Regions from separate parts of the Homo sapiens genome. Here region 1 is linked to region 2. A link is a contact called in ENCODE Hi-C or POLR2A ChIA-PET data. All regions are on one chromosome and are shown on one strand. The core of a region is the stretch at or near the end of the contact, and the rest is flanking DNA. Distances in the headings are between cores, read along the strand shown.

Evidence for each region. A loop is a pair of places that touch in the nucleus more often than their neighbours do. ChIA-PET counts read pairs that join two places held with the same protein, here RNA polymerase II (POLR2A). Pooled maps may share reads with other maps.
Region 1: a map of aorta shows a loop between it and region 2 (2.2-fold over the local background). The contact joins two enhancer-like sites. A Hi-C loop is called at or near these places in 9 of 168 maps with a recorded cell type or tissue (IMR-90, MCF 10A, aorta and 6 more) and 11 of 50 pooled maps. POLR2A ChIA-PET finds 5 or more read pairs at or near these places in 10 of 52 experiments (BJ, CD4-positive, alpha-beta T cell, GM12878 and 6 more).

The regions. Positions count from the first base shown.
Region 1 is chr14:52,917,096-52,920,326 of GRCh38, reverse strand. FERMT2 (FERM domain containing kindlin 2) reads left to right here. Exons shown (of 15, transcript NM_006832.3): 3 at 971-1,204. The region is part of intron 2 of LOC105370500 (a long non-coding RNA gene); the gene reads right to left. Among named protein-coding and RNA genes, the nearest start is that of FERMT2, 32 kb to the left of the region's middle. RefSeq lists an enhancer at 1,599-1,708. Within about 2 kb of position 1,291, at least 7 of the 41 ENCODE cell types and tissues checked have a DNase peak (open chromatin) inside an H3K27ac peak, as active enhancers do.
Region 2 is chr14:52,878,655-52,882,223 of GRCh38, reverse strand. FERMT2 (FERM domain containing kindlin 2) reads left to right here. Exons shown (of 15, transcript NM_006832.3): 5 at 755-980; 6 at 1,086-1,188; 7 at 3,535-3,569. All of the region lies in intron 1 of LOC105370500 (a long non-coding RNA gene), which reads right to left. Among named protein-coding and RNA genes, the nearest start is that of FERMT2, 71 kb to the left of the region's middle. Within about 2 kb of position 2,068, at least 2 of the 41 ENCODE cell types and tissues checked have a DNase peak (open chromatin) inside an H3K27ac peak, as active enhancers do.

The sequences.
Region 1 (3,231 bases), core at 42-2,541, 39 kb before region 2:
TTTTGTTTTGTTTTTTGAAACATCACTTTCCCTTTTTTTGGCACTTAGTAAGTTTAACATACAGTTGATCCCAGCAGTCTTTACTTTGATTGCAGCTTTAAAAACCAACTTCCTATCCTAGTCATAAGTAAATAAATAACTAGTTGAAGTTGGATTTTACTGCTACAAGTTTATTGTTACGACCTGCCTTATCTGGGGGTAGCTAAATCTTGTGTAAATTACATTCTTTTCTTTATTTGGTTTCATTTAGTTGCATAAGGCTGTTAAATAGTTGAACAGATATTAATGTTTCCTGTTATACTTGTACCAAAACGTGCTCAGAGAAAAATGTTGGGCAGTGTGACTTTAGATCCATTTTCGGGGATCTATTTGGGAGAGCACATGTGGCCAGAATGTAGTTTTTTATTTTTTTATTTTTAGAGCTTTCTCTTAAGTTATAGTGTTTCTCATGGGTGTTTTCCCTGTTCCTCCTCTTCACCTAGGATATTGGTCTCTGTTCACTTTGGTTCCCCATCTTTTCACCACCCATTATTCACCTTCACACATTTCTGCAACTTCATAAACCACAGTCTGTTCAGTTTCTCATCAGAATGTTATTGTCCATTCCTATAGGACGAGTTCCAAGCCCACCAACTCCTTGTCTTTATTAATCCTTCCTATTCTAGCCCTCAGGATTCTGTTTTCTGAGAATAAGAGGGTACTTTCTCTGTCATCCATGTGTCCCATTTTGTAGTTGACTCAAACATTCTTAGTTGCCCTATATATTCTGCCTCAGCTGCCTTGTGTACTGGCTTTTCAGGACAGAGCGTGTTTTCTCAGCTGTTAATGTTTCTTTTGTACCTGTCACATAACAGTAACTTAGTAGTTAATTATTGCTGTTAAATACCCAATTATCTAGTTTTCTGCTTTTAATTTCTCAAAATCACCTTGGTGATTTTTAAGTGATTTGTTTATTGTTTGTTTTTTATAGATGTAAAAAAAGATTGGTCTGACCATGCTCTCTGGTGGGAAAAGAAGAGAACTTGGCTTCTGAAGACACATTGGACCTTAGATAAGTATGGTATTCAGGCAGATGCTAAGCTTCAGTTCACCCCTCAGCACAAACTGCTCCGCCTGCAGCTTCCCAACATGAAGTATGTGAAGGTGAAAGTGAATTTCTCTGATAGAGTCTTCAAAGCTGTTTCTGACATCTGTAAGACTTTTAGTAAGTATTACATAAATTCTTCTTAAAATACGAGTTATGTGATGTACAGATGACCGATGACTGACATAGCTTATCCCAAGGGATGGGGCATGGGCTGAACTATCTGTATATATGTATGTGTGTGAAATTTCTACTTCATTAAAGTTTTTATATTAAGATAAATGCTGGGTTAAGGTGGAACAGGAAGAACCTAGTAGAGATTCTTTCCTTACTAGAATTGTATCTGATATTTAATACTTTATTTTTATGGAGAGGTTAAAGGAACAGGCACTATTTTCAGGGGAACATACATGGCTTTGCAATGTTTCCTTCACATAAGTCACTATTTGATTTTAGTGATTCAGGCAGATTGTGTCACTTCCTCCATTGAAGGCCTGACACAGCTCCTAAGGAAATGACTATGAGTGTTGTCTTCCTTCACCAGTCTACAATTTGAACATCTCTGTAGTATTTCTATTTATGCATTCTGAAATGAGATGTGGGTTACTTTGGCTGACCCAGTTATGTCATATGACAGGAAGTATTCAACCATCTGAGAAAATGTGAACTGCTGTCACTACCACTAGTGCAGAACTCTGCTGTATTTTTTCCTATTTGAGAAATTCTTGGTTAAAGATACATTTAGTGACTTCTCATATTTTAATTCCAAATAAAGTACTGCAGTTTTTTATTCATGTTAAATTTTTAAATTATACTAGTAATTTATAAATACACTCTGTTGTAAAAGAATCAATGAATATAGACATACATAGTAAGCTCCCCCTTCCCCTAAGTAATCATTCTTGACAGTTTGGTGATTTTCTATGCATTTATTTGTCCATACATATCGGATTTTTTTTAATAAATAGGAGCATTTTATATGTATTTTTTAAACTTAGTAATGTCTTAGAGATCTTTCTATGTGTTATACATTCTTTTAAGCTGTAATTCAGAGTATAGACGTACTATTAATTTACATCCAATTACTTCTTGGCCTTTTTGGCTAAGATCAAGTATAATTTATAACCACATTTCCCTGTTAATGATCAGTTAGGTTGCTTCACTCTTAGAGCAAATGCTGCAACATTTTCAAATGTTTTAAATATTGCTGAAAACATTTGAAAATATTTTAGTTGGGCTAGCGCCAGAGTACCCAATCTTCCTTGCTGGTGTCAGCACCCACACTCACTGCTAGAGCCTGTGGGCAAATGCTGCTCCTGTACAATGCCTCAAGCACTGACCTGTGGACAGTATGGAGGTGCTGAGACTACCTACCTCTTAACCCAGAGCCCTGCCTGCTGCTTATGCCTGTAGGCTTGGAGCTTGGAGGAGTCTGAATCCTCACCCATTTCTTGTGTTTAGTTTGGGCTGTGGCTTCCCTTAAACCAATACCAACTTTTTTCTGTCTTCAAGAATCACTCATTATTTACCCTCTTACTGTAGTTTCCTGTCTCCTAGCACTGTTATGGATGTTCATCTTCCCTCCCCGCCTACAATTTTTAAATATCTTTTGCTGTCATTTCAGGGGATTCGGGATGTAGGAGGGGAGATACAGGTAGATTCACATTGCCTTTTTGATCTAATGCCCTTGAAATTTTTTTTAAAGTGAAACAGGGTTTTTATTATTATTATTAAAATAGAGAAAAATACAAAGAATACCAAATTCCCATTATCTGGAATTAATAATTGTTGATATTTTGTCATTTTGTCAAATGACAAATATGACTTGAAGTCAAAGTAATACTGGTAAAATTCTTGAGTCTCATTATCCTAACTTCCCTTTACAAAGCAACTACTATCATAAGTTCAGTGTGTATCCAGTACTGTAAAATACACAGACACACACATACACACACACACACACACACACACGTATCTCTGTGTGTATATATCCATAAACTGTATATGTTATTGCCATTACCACGTAGGTATTTTCTTACTAAGTTTTGTACGTGTGTGCAAGAATTTCTCTCGAGTATCCACCTAGAAGTAGAAGTAAAATTGCTGTTTTAAATATATACATAATTCATTTCAGAGTACTGTCAAAT
Region 2 (3,569 bases), core at 819-3,318:
AACTTTATTTGTAAAATTGTTGAAACCTGTTTATTCACTGAGAAGACTTTACTATAAAATTATTCTTAATCTATATGAATTCAGTTCTATTGTGTTACCTTCAAATTGTATGGATTTCAAATGGTGGTAAAAGTTGTAGACATATTTGTCACTATATACTTGACTACAGCACAACTTCATTCTTTTAAATTGAACAAAAAAAACCGTTTTACTTAGGTTGTAGCTTCTAAGGTTCTTTACTCTGAAATCCACTTGAAATGTGTACTTCAGTTTATGATTCACAATTAGGGAAAATCTGTTTTTTCTTTTTCTCATTTTCTTTTCATTCTTTTGTTTCTGTCCTCTGTTGTGGCCTTTCCTTTACCTTCTGAATTCCTTTCTTTCCTTTCCTATAGGCACTGATGTTCTTTACATTGGCCCTCTGAAAGGTGAGCCTTGCCACAATTTAAAGACAAAAAGTGTTGGTCTGTCTGCTTCAGCTATATCCTTATTTTCTAATTCTCTTGAACTGATTTTTTTTCCCCAGAATTTCTGCCAACTTAATTATATTCTTAAGGCTTTATTACGTGTTTTAATGTTATACAAGGAGAATTAATTACACATGTTTTCATAACAGGTAAAATAATATACTAAGCTTTCCTTTCAGAATAAAACTTTTGTTTCACAATGTGCTTTATATCATAATATGTGTTATTATTGAAAAATAAGATGCTGTACTGCATACTTACTACCTGTTTTTCATGTTACTTATTAGGAAGTATATATTCAAGCCCAGGACTGTATAGTAAAACAATGACCCCCACTTATGATGCTCATGATGGAAGCCCCTTGTCACCAACTTCTGCTTGGTTTGGTGACAGTGCTTTGTCAGAAGGCAATCCTGGTATACTTGCTGTCAGTCAACCAATCACGTCACCAGAAATCTTGGCAAAAATGTTCAAGCCTCAAGCTCTTCTTGATAAAGCAAAAATCAACCAAGGGTAAGTTTTAAGATATAGATAAAATTGAATTTCTTCATCCAGCTAGAGGTAGAAATATTGTCTTCATTCTGTGTTGTTTTGTTCCACTGTTCTTAATTTGTCCAGATGGCTTGATTCCTCAAGATCTCTCATGGAACAAGATGTGAAGGAAAATGAGGCCTTGCTGCTCCGATTCAAGTATTACAGCTTTTTTGATTTGAATCCAAAGGTACCGAGGGTTTAAAGGGATCTTTTTTTTTTCCCCATTAATTTGTTTTGTTCACATGGATGTTTGTTTTTGGAAGTCGGTGGAATAAGGAATTATTTGTATATAGGAAATCTTGAATAATTATTAAAAACCCAAACTTTTAGGCAAAGGTATTTGTATTTTAAATAAGTCTATTTTAGTAGGTTGGAAGCATAACTAAACCTTTTTATTGTTGTTATTAAGATAATGAAACTTTTGGCTGATTTGGTTTTATCTTTTTTTTAATCTCTAAGCTCTTAGAGTGTCATGATTTGTATTTTAAAGGTACTCTTTTGGTACTATAGAACTGGCAAAGTTTAGGCCGGGTGCAGTGGCTCAACGCCTGTAATCTCAGCACTTTGAGAACCCAAGGTGGGCGGATCACATGGTCAGGAATTCAAGACCAGCCTGGCCAACATGGTGAAACCCCGTCTCTACTAAAAATACAAAAACTAGCCACGCATGGTGGCACACGCTGGTAATGCCAGCTACTTGGAAGGCTGAGGCAGGAGAATCACTTGAACCTGGAAGACGGAGCTTGCAGTGAGCCGAGATCATGCCACTGCATTCCGGCCTGGGCAACAGGGCAAGACTCCATCTCAAACAAACAAAAAAAAGAATTGGCAAAGTTCATTTTTAAAATATAAGACCTCTCTTCAACTATATTTAAATAAAAGTTTCAAAAAGGTTACCTTTTCAATTACTTTTAGATTACTAATTACGTGCCAAAAGATGTTGCTTCAAAAAAACGTTTTTTTCTTGAGACAGGGTCTCACTCTGTCCTCCAGGCTGGAATGCAGTGGTATGATCATGGCTCACTGTAACCTCAAAGTCCTGGACTCAAGCCATTCTCCCACGTCGCCTCCCAAGTAGCTGGGACTACAGGCTCACCCAGCCACACCTGGCTTTCTTATTTTCTGTAGAGACAGAGTCTCACTATTTCACCCAAGCTGGTCTCAAAACTCCTGGGCTGAAGCCATCCTCCTGCCTCAGCCTCCCAAAGTGCTGGGATTACCGGCCTGAGCCACCATGCTCAGCCAAATTTTTCTTAGGTCTACATTTTTTTCCTCTGTAACAGACAAACACTGTTACTTGTCTTTACTATGATTGGTATTATCTCTGCTACCATAGTACTTCACTTTTCTGGTAAGATTTAACTTTACCATAAATATCTGGAGCTTTTTTCCCCCGTAGAAAACACTTGGCACAGAGGTTTGAATCTTTTACTTCTCTTTCAGCCTGGGGAAAGAAACCTCTCTTGGCTACCCTCTCATCCTTTTCATGTTTAGAGTATAGTCTAGATTTTAATGTTATGTTTACATTCTTTTATTATATGCTTAAGTAATTCTTTATACAACAGTAAAATCTCTATAATAAAATTATAGAAAATAATTTTAATTCATTTTCAGGCCACATCATACCTACTTTTAGTAAAGCCAAAGCTACTTTGGGAATAGTTACATTTGTGAGGGGAATGGAGATGTATTTTGTCAACGTTCTAAAATACATGTTGAGCATTCCTAATTTGAAAATGTAGAATGCTCCAAAAGCTAAGACTTTTGAGGGCTGACATGATGCTGAAAGGATATGCTCATTTTGGATTTTTATGTTAGGGACACTCAACTGGTATAATGGAATATTCCATCATCTATAAAAATTCTAAATTCAACACAGAAGGTCTCAAGCATTCTGGATAAGGGATACTCAATCTGCAGTATTCTTAAGGCATTACTATTGACTTTTATTTATATAATTAAATGGATAATTGAATAACATATAAGTAAACATTTTCCACAAGTATATTTGCCCTGTATTTTGCATACTTAAAATAACTGCCGTTTCCAAGGACTTGCCACTTTATCTGGGTATGCTTCTCCACAGTGAACAAAATGTTCCCCAGAATAATTTGCTTTCTGATTACATGTTTGTATGGCAAGTTGCAGTAATAACACTGAAAAATAATCGGTAGTTCCGCCTTACTTTAATGTCATCAAATTAGATTTCTTATGTTAAAGGCTATAATGTCTAGTGGTTATTTCCCTGAAAAATAACATACAGAATCTACTTTTTAATACTGTACAATCAATTATTCTCTGTCATATTTTAATGTCATTTTTAATGGAAAATTAGATGTGGGCATATATAGGCATGTCTGACCCCATAGGTATCCTTCTAATAATACTTGATTGTAAATAAAAATTCTTGCTTGTAAATTAAGATCCCAGGAAAAAAAGCATTAAATTTTTCTTGTCAATTGAATATTCAGAGTTTGAAATTTTTCAATGGTAAAGGTTATATATTACAAAAGAACTATTTCTCTTGTTGCAGTATGATGCAATCAGAATCAATCAGCTTTACGAGCA